Linked DNA regions of Homo sapiens: region 2 is linked to region 1. A link is a contact called in ENCODE Hi-C or POLR2A ChIA-PET data. All regions are on one chromosome and are shown on one strand. Each heading gives the region's core, a stretch centred on a gene start or an enhancer-like site at or near the end of the contact. The rest is flanking DNA. Distances are from core to core; before and after follow the strand shown. Region 1 holds the start of GOLGA8B (golgin A8 family member B). Region 2 holds the start of ZNF770 (zinc finger protein 770).

Region 1 (6,410 bases), core at 1,647-4,146:
CCATGTCCCTACAAAGGACATGAACTTATCCTTTTTTATTGCTGCCTTTTTTATAGTATTCCATGGTATATATGTGCCACATTTTCTTAATCCAGTCTATCATTGTTGGACATTTGGGTTGGTTCCAAGTCTTTGCTATTGTGAATAGTGTCGCAATAAACATATGTGTGCATGTGTCTTTATAGCAGCATGATTTATAATGCTTTGGGTATATACTCAGTAATGAGATCGCTGGGTCAAATGGTATTTCTAGTTCTAGATCCTTGAGGAATCACCACACTGTCTTCCACAATGGTTGAACTAGTTTACAGTCCCACCAACAGTGTACAAGCGTTCCTATTTCTCCACATCCTCTCCAGCACCTGTTGTTTCCTGACTTTTTAATGATGGCCATTCTAACTGGTGTGAGATGGTGTGTCATTGTGGTTTTGATTTGCATTTCTCTGATGGCCAGTGATGATGAGCATTTTTTCATGTGTCTGTTGGCTGCATAAATGTCTTCTTTTGAGAAGTGTCTGTTCATATCCTTCGCCCGCTTTTTGATGGGGTTGTTTGATTTTTTTTCTTGTAAATTTATTTATTTGTAGATTCTGGAATATTAGCCCTTTGTCAGATGGGTAGATTGCAAAAATTTTCTCCCATTCTGTAGGTTACCTGTTCACTCTGACGGTAGTTTCTTTTGCTGTGCAGAAGCTCTTTAGTTTAATTAGATCCCATTTGCCTATTTTGGCTTTTGTTGCCATTGCTTTTGGTGTTTTAGTCATGAAGTCCTTGCCCATGCCTATGTCCTGAATGGTATTGCCTAGGTTTTCTTCTAGGCTTTTTATGGTTTTAGGTCTAACATTTAAGTCTTTAATCCATCTTGAATTAATTTTTGTACAAGGTATAAGGAAGGGATCCAGTTTCAGCTTTGTACATATGGCTAGCCAGTTTTCCCAGAACCGTTTATTAAATAGGCGTTCTCTCCTTTCGTATCTAAAGGAGTTTTATGGACAGGCTGATGGTGGTTATGTGCATGTGGGGAGAGCTTAGAGTGGGAGCTAGTCATTACACTGGTGGACCTTTAAATGCCACGGTAGGGAGGCTTCCTCCAGAGGACCGACAACTACACTAGCAGCACCCACTCTCACCAGGCAGTGTACACAACTCTCTTTGGAGAGAATCTCTGATTTTTTTCTTTGGGGTAAGTGACTGGCTGCATCCATGATTTGGGGGGAGGGGCATTAATTGTCCATGCTGGATCTTCATTTATTCTACCTGTTCCAGTCCCATTTCCACTCTGCCCTCTGTGATACCTGCACTGCACTGGAGCCTGGAGGCTCCCTGAGGTTCTCACAGACGGACGGGTCAGCCACCCCCGCCCCCGGGCTCCAGACCCTCTTCGTATGTTCTGGCCTTGTGCCCTCGAATCTATCCCATAGATCTCTAAATCCTCTTCATCTTCCAGATGAAATCATTCATCTGCTAACGACTTCCTTCTGCCCTCTTTGTTATGTGGCTTAGACTTTTAAAAACACTGATCCATTAGTTGAATGGAAGAAGAGGATATAAATGTGATTTATCAGACCCCATCTTGAATCCCATTCATTTCACAGCTGCTGTCCTAACTCAGGCTCAGGGTGTGCAGAGGCCAAGTCCACACTGTATCTAACCCTAGTGCAGCTCAGGATTTGGTTTTCCCCAGCCCGTTCTCCTCAGGGTCTCAGGTCAGGCCCTCAGGGCAGCAGGAAGATGGGCTCTCCTCAACCCCCAGGCCCCCTGTCCTTCTGTGCTCCCCCTCCCCCCCGCCCCCCCCCCCGTCTTCAGAACTTCCCATGCCACAGCTTCGCCTAGTCCAGCCACAAGGAGAAAAGAAAACGAGGGCAAATCACCAGGATTTGGGGGAGCGAGGCAGCTGAGGTCCCACTCTGCACAGACTAGGCACCTTGTGCCTCTCCCACGGCTTACCACATCTGCCTGGGACTCAATGAAAGGGCCAGAGGGCCGAAGGTGACACCGGAGTCTCCAGCACGACCTTCGCCCAGGGCCTCCAGGGGATTTCGATTTCTCGCGCTGTGGGGGCGGAAGACCGGCTCTCCTGGGGATGTGTGTGAGTGTCTGGGAGTGTGTGCTCCCCAGGGCCCCGCGGAGGTCAGGGTCCTCTCCATTCAGGACAGCAAGGAGAGAAAGGCCTGGAGTGAGGCCCTGGGGCTGGGGGCTAAAGCAGCAGAGTATCAGAAATGGGGTGCTAGGGTGGTTACTGGGGACCAGCAGGGAAGACTTGGAGTCCAGCATGCGCCTAGGGGTGCTGCGGTGGGGAGGCAGCAGGGGGCCTCCCCTGCCCGATGGGGCTTTCGGAGGCCGCGATCCCCGAGGGTTCCTAGCTCTAAGGTCCCCGCTTACAGCTGCACCGGGCAGAGCGAGCAGGGCGCAGCGCCGCGGCCGGGGCAGGATGCGGAGCCTCGCGTTCACCGGCTTTACCCGCGAGACCAGACCCCTGCAACTCCCCAGCCAGCAAGGCCGGGACGTGCTTCGGGCATCTGTGTGCTCCCCAGGGCCCGGGACGTTCGGGGCGCTGAGCCGTCCAACGTCTGGGTTCCAGCCCCGGTCCCGTAGATCCTCCCGGCTGGACCCGGGTCCTGGGTGCACCCGCCCGCCCTGCCGATGTCCCAGTGCCGGGGCCAGGGGCCGCAGGGCCTCGTGAACGCCCGGCACGGACGCATCTTTTTCTTCCCTCTCTTCCCCGCGCGCGGTGTCGCCGGGAAGCGTTTCCCGGCCCCAGTGATCCAAGAGCGGGTGAGGTAAAGCGGCAGGGACCGGGGCGCGGGCTCGGCAGCCGCAGCTCAGTGCGCGTGCGCCAGGTAGCGGCAGCCCTGCGTGCTTTCCGTACTCCGCTTGCGGTATGTACCCGCCGCTATTCAGCTTCCGGGCTAATTAGCAGTCGCGGTGTGCCGCTACGTGCGGGCTCTCAAGGAGCTCAGCCTCCCGGACGGAGCCGGCGGCTGCGGGGCGAGGACGGCGGCGGACCGGGGCAGCCCCGCGCCCTGGCCAGGTAAGCTGGGGAACCTTGGCTGCCTGACTCCCTGGCGGCGGCAACCTGGGGCCGCCCGCGGCGCCGCGGGGACCCCGACGCGTGGGGGGCGGCGCGGAAGCTGCAGGCCAAGAGCTCCCGAGCGCTGCCCCCCGGACTCGGCGGGGCTGCGGGGAGGCCGCCGCTGGGATCTAGGGGTGCAGCCCGGCTGGCCTACGCCTCTCGGACCGGCCCATCCTCCTCCCACGACAGGCGGGCGGGTGCGGCGGGGACCAGGCAATACTCTCGCATCCCGGGAGGGGCTCACCGCGGTGAGGGGCCACTCTCGGCGCGGGCAAGTGGCGCTGTCTGGCGGGGCCGCCCGCTCGGATCTCGCTGGGCTGGCCGGGCCGCTGGTGCGTTCCGCTGCCCCGCTTGACGCCGGCATCAAGTCCCCGAGCTGGGCGGCAACTACTGAGTTTGGGGTCGCCTCTGGGTTCGCTTCCCCGGGAGAACCCGAGCCCGGATCTTCGCCCCTTCCCTTTTCCTGTATAATAAGGCCCAGAGAGAAAAACTTCTCAATTAAAAACCCCACACCTTGTTGCCCCGGGGCTGCAGGCGCCGGGTTGGAGGCACGCCGCGGACCTGCCCCTCCCGGAGACCTGCCCCGGAAGGGGCAGGGCCCCTTCTCCAGGCCAGGCACTGCCTGGCAAGGCTGCTGGAGGGAGATCTGGCCGCAGATGGTGAAGGAGAACATCGAGGCCCCCAGTCCCCAAGCAGGGCTCCATGGGTCGGGCGGCGGGCATTGGTAAGCCCAGGCGAGGGGTGAACTTCCTTTCCCCGGGGCCGACGCGGAGGGAGGGTGCGGGGAACGCCCGCCGAGGGGCCTGTCCTGCGGTACCCCAGTGGAGAGCAGAGCCTTAGAGGGGCCTGCTAGTCTTAGTATTTATTGGCAGAAGAAAGGCTTATTTTTTCAGATCTCTTGAGATACGACCTGGCAGGCACCAGACGTAAATCTGTGGTTGAGTGCAGTCAGCTCTTAAACGGGCATGCGGTGGATGAAGCGCCCCAAACTTCGCATCTTGCGTCTGGCACTTTGTTTTTGGGCTAAACTGCCTCTGGCCTCTTCAACCTCCTGTGCCTCTTTCTGCTTTTGTTTGTTTGTTTCTATTTTCTTCCTCGTTGAGAAAGGACAGTGGTTTTAGAAATAATGATCTGAGAGCTTTGCAGGTTGAAGTGGGACAAGTTTTCCTAAGGTTCAGGTTGGCAGTTGCCAGGAGCCTGCAGGTGGCTTTTTCTCAGGCCTCTGGGTCAGGGTCCCTCCAGTGAGGTGAGGCAGGGGTTTCTCCCCTCCCAGAGGTGTGGCCACTACGCAGGGGGACAGGAACTGGGTTTCCCAGTCCGGGGAGTCCAGGATGCCCTGCACTCTGCGCTGATTCCTGGGTGACCGTGGGGGCTGCCTCCCCCTTCAGCCTGGGCTGGAGAGGGTCTCCTGAGCTTAGGAACTGCGGGGCAGGAGGGCTGGGGTGTTAAGGACACGTGGAACTTGCTGGGGCTCCGGGCAGTGTCCAGGGCGTGAGCAGATAAAGCTGGACCTTGCAGCTGTGTGCCGGCAGCCCTCGGTGGGCTCTAGCAGTACTGTTGGGGGGCCCTTGGAGTGGGCTCCCTGGCTGGGCTGGGACTGGGTGATGGCAGTAGCAATGGGGCACCAAGTCTTCCCTCTCATTTGTTAGGAAGTGCGGTCTGTGCCCGTCCCCACTGTCTGGCTCTTGGGCTGGGAGAAGCTGCAGGCTGAGTCCCACGGAGTGTGAGTGTGTGTGAGCAGGAGTGGGTGCTGGAAGGAGGTAAAGCTGGTGACCGTCAGCTCCTCATTCTCTTCCACCTTGCATGTTTTCTCTGACACCCCAGACCCAAGTTGTGGCCTGCTGGTTAACTTGTTTACATAACCTTCTTAAGTAGCTCTAACCTTTAAAAAAAAAAAAATCAAAATGTTAGTTTCACAGGAATAATTGGTGGGGATGGATTGTGAAATGGAGCTGCATAAATATCCAGTTTGCCAACTGAGCTAAGAAATGCTGGATAAAAGTAAAAGGTAATTGTAAAAGACACTGATCACACCCCTGGAAGCTTAGAGATGGGATAAGACACCTTGATTTTTCCCAGACAAAACTGAGGAAGTCAGAGGAAAAACAGTTGATAGTGAGGTTGGCATAAGGCTGGGCTTTGTTTGGATTGGGCCGCGGTGGCTGCAGTGAGGGCTGTTGGAGTGGGGAGAGTGGGGGTTGAACCTGGCTGAAGAGGCCCCCTCCAGGCCTCAGCTCCTCTCCGGCACTCCTCGCTGTCCTCTGCCACGCATACCTGCCCCAGTGACTTAACAGGTGTGGGCCTCAGGTGACACCATGGTCTGAAGTCTTGGAGAAACCTTTACTGTCCAGGGGAGGACAGGACTGGCGGTCGGTGGGGATCGAGGCCCTGCACACATCACTGGGTGGCTTCAATGTCTTCGGCAGAGATCACATGCCCTGCGTTTCAGCCTGGTCCTTAGAGAAACGGAGAGAGCTCTGGGCCTGGGTGGCGGCCCTGGCTGTACCACTCACAGGCTGTGTGTCCTCAACCCAGTCTCAGTTCCTCACCCTTGCCAGGTGGCCGTGAGGACTAGGAACATGGAGACACAGGTAGGGTGTAAGGTAGCCACTGATGACCAGGCAGGCCTCTGCAGTGTAGGTCAAGTTTGAGATGGTTGCTCACCAGGAGGCAGCCTGTGTGCCTGGCAGGGGCTGGGGGTGCTCAATGTTCCCTTGGATGGTGGTTGGCCTGAGCGCCCACAGAGAGGCTTCTCCGGCTCTTTCCTTTCCCAGAGTTCCTCCCCACCCCTCTGCTGCCCACCGCCTGGGTTGGGTCCAGCTCATGTCTCAGAGCAGCCTGCTGGCACAGGCTGAGTCAGCTGTCATGGGCACTGTCGCTTCTCGCCTCTCCTGAAGCCAATCCTCCCCTCTCTCCCTGTCCAGACACACAAGGGAGGCCCGGGAGTTAGGTGACCTCAAGGTCGTGCAGCCAGGCTCTCTCTGGAACCCTGCGTACTGGTGGGGTGCCATTGCTGTGTGCTTTATGATTTCTGTGCCGGCTGTGAGGTTTCCCAGGTTGGGCTGTGCAAGTTGGCCCAGGCCCAATGGTGACACACCATTGCCCAGGCCTTCAGTGGCTTTCCAGTGCTCCCTCCACATCCATGTGTCTCGGCCTGATTTTTCTCAAATTCTCCCACTCGCTCCCAAGAATGGTCCCTCCAGGCTCTCCTGGCTCCAGGCAGACAGGCTCATTGCCCAGATCTGCCCTGGGTTGTCCCCACCCCATCCCCACCTGTCATCTTGGCCCATGTCCATCCCGGAGATCCTAACTGAATGTAGGCTCTTTCGTCTTATCC
Region 2 (6,377 bases), core at 3,217-5,716, 400 kb before region 1:
TAAAAATACAAAATTAGCTGGGCACGGTGGCGCATGCCTGTAATCCCAGCTAATCGGGAGGCTGAGGGAGGAGAATCACTTGAACCCGGGAGGCGGAGGTTGCGGTGAGTCAAGATCACGCCATTGCATTCCAGCCTGGGCAACAAGAGCAAAACTCCATCTCCCCTCCCCCCAAAAAAAAAAAGAAAGAAAGAAGGATTTCTTTGTTGAAAAAATTCTTTGACAGTTGCTTGGGGGTAGAAACTAACACCTGAGGGGTACAGATTTGGGTGGACTATCTGCAGAAGGCAAGCAGATGACTTTGTATGTTGTTCCACAGAGGGAATGGGAAGAGGAGAAAGGAAAGATAAGAGAGACGGGATGGAACCAGGAGATGTGAGCTCCTTGCCAGCCTGTCACTTAGGGCAGAAGGCAGCTTTAACACCATTAAAAGTCAATTTCAAAAAGTGTCTGTTTTTTAGCCGGGTATGGTGGCTCATGCCTGTAATCCCAGCACTTTGGGAGGCCAAGGTGGGCGGATCACCTGAGGTCAGGAGTTTGAGACCAGCCTGGCTAACATGGTGAAACTCCGTTTCTACAAAAAAAAAAAAAAAAAAAAAAAAAAAAAAAAAAAAAAATTAGCCAGGCGTGGAGGCGCGTGCCTATAATCCCAGTTACTCGGGAGGCTGAGGCAGGAGAATCGCTTGAACCTAGGAGCCGGAGGGTGTAGTAAGCCGAGATCGTGCCATTGCACTCCAGGTTGGGCAACAAGAGCAGAACTCCATCTCAAAAAAAAGTTAAAAAAAAACTCTGTTTTTAAAATATTCCAAAAAACATACAAAATATCCTAAAATTATGGACTCCTTTGAAGTACAATTATTTTGGTAAAAGATGAAAGATTTATAGGATCTGAAGAGAAACTAGAGAATCAAGTACAATTATTTGGATAAAAGATAGAAAAAGAAGAAGAAAATTTTTAAAAAGAAAACATTTGCATATAACAACTTTCTGAGCTTCTTGTTAAGAACCTGGTGAGCAGTAGGTGCTCCAAATTATTTCCTGCGTGAGTGACTCTCCTGCCACTCCCCACTTTCCCAACCTGTACTTCACACTCCAGCAACTACTTGTATTTCCTGTTTGCCATGCCTTTTCTCACTGTGTGTCTGTTGTGGTTGGAATATTCTCTGCCTATCTTTCCTTTCCCCACCCTCCTCCAAAAACACACTCTCTTGCCCACTAAGCAAGTTACTACTCATTTTTATCCCTGCCTCCTACTGTCTCCCATGGGAAAGGCAGTCTCTCATTTCCACCAGGTTTCAACTCAACAATCACAGAACTAGGCTGAGTGCAGTGGCTCATGCCTGTAATCCCAGCACTTTGGGAGGCCGAGGCAGATGAATCACCTGAGATCAGGAGTTCAAGACCAGCCTGGCCAACATGGTGCTAAAAATGCGAAATACTAAAAATGCGAAAATTAGCCGGGCATGGTGGCAGGCACCTACAGTCCCAGCTACTTGGGAGGCTGAGGCAGGAGCATCACTTGAACCTGGGAGGCAGAGGTTGCAGTGAGCTGAGATCGTGCCAATGCACTGCAGCCTGAGTGACAGAGCAAGACTCTGTATTAAAAAAAAAAAAAATCACAGAACTTCTCATTAAGGCCATCTCTGGCCATCTACTAAAATGCCAGCATCCCCACCCACACCCTCAAATCTTCACAGCCCTCTTCTGTGCTTTTCTCCTCAGTTCTTACTAATATTTAACATATTATATATTTTAACTTATTTGATCTGTTGTCTGTCTCCTTCAGTAGAATATAAAATCTATGAAGACATGGATTTTTGACTTTTTGTCTGCTACTCTGTCCCCCTTGCCTAGAACAGGACTTGATACACAGCGAGTGCTTAATATATGCAGAACGGATGGATGGATAGATGGCTGATTGAAGCTGCAGCTCAGGGACCATCTGTACCTGGAACCTCCAAGCAGATTTAGATGTTCTTTCCTCCTATATATATCTGCTCTTATCATATTGTATTAATACTTGTTTGTATGTTATTTTCCCCTCTGGGCTAGAAACTAATTTAAGGTTCAGGGCCTAACTGCTTCATCTTTATATAATTGGAAGTGAATATTTAGAGCTTGGTACCTGATATGTCTTTTCTTCTTTTTCTTTTTTTGAAACAGAGTCTCGCTCTGTCGCCCAGGCTAGAGTGCAGTGGCACATCTTTTCTATTTTTATTATTATTTATTTAAGACAGAGTCTTGCTCTGTCATCCAGGCTGGAGTGCAGTGGCATGAACACGGCTCACTACAGCCTTTAACTCCTGGGCTAGAGCAATCCTCCCACCTCAGCCTCCTGAGTAGCTGGGACTACAGGCACGTGCCACCACGCCCGGCTAATTTTTGTATTTTTAGTAGAGACAGGGTTTCACAATGTTGGCCAGGCTGGTCTCGAACTCCTGACCCATGATCTACCCGCCTCGGCCTCCCTAAGTGCTGGGATTACAGGTGTGAGCCACCGCGCCCAGCCTAGGTTAAATAACTTCTAAGGACACAACTAGTAAGCTGCAGCATTAAGATACTAATTCAAACGTATGTCATGCACCCCCTTTATTTTTCATTCTCATACTATCTTTTCTTCACCCTGCCACCTCTGCCCTACCATGTTCTGTCCTGCCCCCACATTTTTTATTTATTCATAGTCTACCCACTACTGCTAGTTCAAATTTCACATATTCAATGAAATCTTCCTTGATTACTCTTATTCATGTTAATTTCTCTTTTTTTTCCAGAAGGCTCCTGAGATAGCTCTCACGGTAAATGGGGGAGGTTATGACATGGGGCATGTGGCCTTGGAGAATAGCCTATTCAAGTCCTAACTGCTTTCACACTCAATATATATTCAGACTCTCCATGCAAAGGCCAATTTGTTTTGCAGGTAATGGATAAAGAACGAATCTCACCCTCCAGTGGTCCCCAATTTCAGGTAGTGTTTTCTCATGATATGGATGTATCTCCTAAGGCTGATGTGGCTGATGATGGATGCAATTGTTTGCATTATTTGGCTGAGTTAAGTTTCCCAGGAGTAGCTGCAGAATGGAGCAGATTTACAAGGGTTATCCGGACAAACAGCATCCCCACTTTGGGACTAGCATTTAGGACACCAGAAGTCTTTCCTTTCCCTTCTCCACCCCTGCTTCTGTTGGAAGCAGACTTCAACCCCTCCCAAATCTGACTCCTTCAGGGTTCCTACATGAGAAGCAAAAGCTCATTTCCTATTCGCCATTTCCTCATGCTAACACATCCAAAACAGAGAATTTTTGTTGGCTCAGCTGCTTTAATTTTTTTGGTAGAGGAAAATATATCAACATTAGAAACCATTGATTTTTGTTGCTGATGGTCCTTAGAAAGTAATGCAAAAAGTTGCTTAGAGTTAAAAAAGTATGCCTGATAATCTGCTTTCATTTCCTCCTTTCTCAAGGTGATACAATTACAATCAGAACCTGCAAAAAATCCACAGTAAATTCTTCTCTAATGCCTTTTGCACTTAAAATCTTTAGTAGATACCTTAGCATCTTATTCAGTAATAACATGCCAACTTAGTCTGTAACTAAATATTTGGTCTTCAATTGTGACTACATAAAATGCTGAAATATCTATAACTTGGGAAGCAGCAGTTATAAATGCAGGTCTGGTATTAGACAACCTGTGTTCAAATCGCACCTCTATCGTTTATTAACTGTGTGACATTAAGTTCCTTAACGTCTCTGATAGCCTCATTTTCCTCATCTTAAAATGGGATCCTATCATTTCATAAAGTTGTATTCTATATGAGTAATTAATAATGATAATAGTTCTTTGAAGGCCTACTACACTAGGAATTATGTTGAGCACTTCACACTCATTTTATCTAATTGTGAGAACAGGGCTTCGTACACTGTAGACAACCAAAACATACTGAATGATTGAGGCGGGGCTAATGAGGTCCGCAGCTGGCACGCCATTAGAGGAGTCGCGAGTGGAGCTCAGTCATGTCTGCCCACAAAGCGCCTGCGCTTGACCTCTACGTTATATTTACTTTGGCAATGTACAAAGTGGTGAGGACAGTCCTAGCCCGGAGGGCCCCTAACACATTGTCGTCTTCTTATCCTCGGCCCTCTGCGTTAGAGAGGGCTGCCCCGAATCGGCTTTGAACGCTGACTCGCCCTTTTCCAGTCGGCCCTTGAGCCCACTAGTCAGGGCTACAGCGTTTTCCTAACCGAGGTTCAGAGGTGAGATGGAAAATGTACCCGTCTTTATTCTGTTCTCTCCCCTGCAATGACAGGGTGAATGGCGGTGGGGTTGGGGGCACGTCTCCAGAGTCCCAGTCCGCTCGGGACCCGCGGACCGCCCGGAGGCGACAACGGCCCTGAAATTGGGGGGAGCTTGTTTCCAGCCGGACTGTGTCCCTGGGCGCGCCAGAGCGCCGCGCCTGCGCGCTCAGCCCGTTGCCGCGCCGGCCCTGCGGACGTGCGCGCGCTGCCTTCGCGGCACCTGGGCCTGAGGTGCGTGCCTCCCGGGCCCTCGCCAGCTCCAGATGCGTGAGGAGGACTTCAGAAACCCGACTGAGAAGTGGAGCGACCCCCAGGGAGGGTCGGACCTGCCTCAATACCGCCAAGGTGCCTGGGGACCCAAGAACGGGGGCTCCACAACCTCAGTTCCTGAGCTCCTTTTGCTTTCTCACTTCCCCACCTATTGAGTGCGTCTCACGCGGAGCAGAAATTTGAGAGGAAGGCGTAGAGGGATTTTTTTTTGTTGTTGCTGTGGGTTGTATCACATGTGGCGTTTTCATCCTGGCTGCAGCCAAAGCAGTTTTTACCCTTACCCTTCCTTTCCTGGCGTGGGATTTTGTGGTTTCTGGACTCGGCTCGACCATTACGTGCTTATTATTGGTTGTGGGCCTTTAGAACGAGGACTGTGTGTCAGTGTCCTTTGTCCAGTGTAGTCCACTGGGAGGGAGAGGTGAGGGTTCAAGGCCAAGAGAATGGGCCCGGGGCGAGTGGGGCAGAAGCAGCCGCCGGAGATTATTCCCCAACTGAAAGTTGTGTGTGTTTCTCTTAGGTCTTTCATTTCTTGTTCGCTTACTTTCGTGAAATCCTCACATCGTTTTAATGGTACTAGTCAAGACAAGAAAATCAACAGGCTTTCAGCCTTGAGGCAACATTGGATATTATTGAGGTCAGTTTTTACAGTTTTTACAGTCTTCACGTAGAGTATCTTGTTCTTGTCAGGATAAATTCTGGATTGAACCACTGAGCAGATCTACTATTCTTTTATTTCAGTTTAAGATAAGAAAAATTACAGTCTTTTTTATTTTTATGTTATCAACAAAAATCGGTTGAAATGGGATTTGGAGCTCCATGAGTGCGTGAGGTGAGGATCCCTAACCTGACTCTCATAAACAGGAGATAGGATCACCACTTGCCACTAATGGTTCTAACAATCTAGGGCTCCCAGTAAGTGCTTTTCCACGTGGTGGGAGGCAAGTGACAACAGTTATCCAATCTTAGTGCTAACAATGGATGATTAACCGTAGCTCCTTTTTGGTACAGGAGCTGTAGGTAGCCAATCCCTGTTTTAATCAGAGGTAGTTGTGGTGTGTGATTTTTTTCTTTTAGGCGTGTTCCACGAAAGCATTTATTAAAGGGAAGAAGAAACATACAAAAGGAATTGAATCTGGCTTTATACCAAAATCCTGTGTGATCATTCAGTCCTGACATTGGACAATTACCAGGCTTTGCCTGACTGGCCTCAAGGGCCAAGCTGTCCTCCCACACCATACTCGATATGGGCCGGTGCATTGCAGTTTTCTGGAGGGGGTTGCAGTCAAGGACTTGCCCTGCCCCTCCTGCTAGATATGCAAATCCCATAACTTCTTTCCTAGCCTGGGTACCTCCATTTGGAGGCCCTCCTAGGAAGGACCGTGGCTAAGACACTTTTCTCCATTTTTGACCCAGCTTCTTTCACTCCTAGACCTTCCCCTCCCTTTCCTATTCTGAAGTTCCATAAGAGGCAGGAGATTTTTGTTAGGGGCTCCTTTCAGTGAGAGGATTACCTCATATGCACTGCATCAACTGACCCTCACCCAGTGTCCTTGTATTTAGTAGACCACTGGGGAGCCAGTGCCTCTTTTTACCACTTGCTTGCACTGTCACAGTAAGTGAATAAAGGCTTGATTACTTTTGGTTTGACTCATTGTCCTGATTGACTACCTTGGCACCTAATTGCTGCCAAGTTCTTTGCAGTTCACTGGATTCATGACTTAATTTTAATTATCATGACTGTTGCTCTGTATCGGCATGTTTAGAGACTTTGGAGCTTGTTCACCTCTAATTTCTCTAATTCAAGCTACTGAAAAT

The links. Hi-C counts contacts between places; a loop is a spot of excess contacts on that map. ChIA-PET counts read pairs that join two places held with the same protein, here RNA polymerase II (POLR2A). Pooled maps may share reads with other maps.
Region 2: a map of B cell shows a loop between it and region 1 (6-fold over the local background). The contact joins the promoter of ZNF770 here to the promoter of GOLGA8B in region 1. A Hi-C loop is called at or near these places in 3 of 168 maps with a recorded cell type or tissue (B cell, CD8-positive, alpha-beta T cell and naive thymus-derived CD4-positive, alpha-beta T cell), 1 of 37 single-sample maps with no recorded cell type and 9 of 50 pooled maps. POLR2A ChIA-PET finds 5 or more read pairs at or near these places in 6 of 52 experiments (CD4-positive, alpha-beta T cell, HepG2, T-cell and 3 more).

The regions. Positions count from the first base shown.
Region 1 is chr15:34,580,137-34,586,546 of GRCh38, reverse strand. It overlaps GOLGA8B (golgin A8 family member B), which reads left to right and starts at 2,896. Exons shown (of 24, transcript NM_001023567.5): 1 at 2,896-3,031. RefSeq lists enhancers at 1,621-2,121, 2,106-2,175, 2,122-2,623 and silencers at 2,746-3,075, 3,156-3,385, 3,416-3,595.
Region 2 is chr15:34,986,376-34,992,752 of GRCh38, reverse strand. ZNF770 (zinc finger protein 770) reads left to right here and starts at 4,466. Exons shown (of 3, transcript NM_014106.4): 1 at 4,466-4,637; 2 at 5,080-5,196. LOC105370764 (a long non-coding RNA gene) reads right to left here and starts at 4,395. Exons shown (of 5, transcript NR_188212.1): 1 at 4,269-4,395; 2 at 2,943-3,068. RefSeq lists enhancers at 4,282-4,371, 5,778-5,827, 5,908-5,967.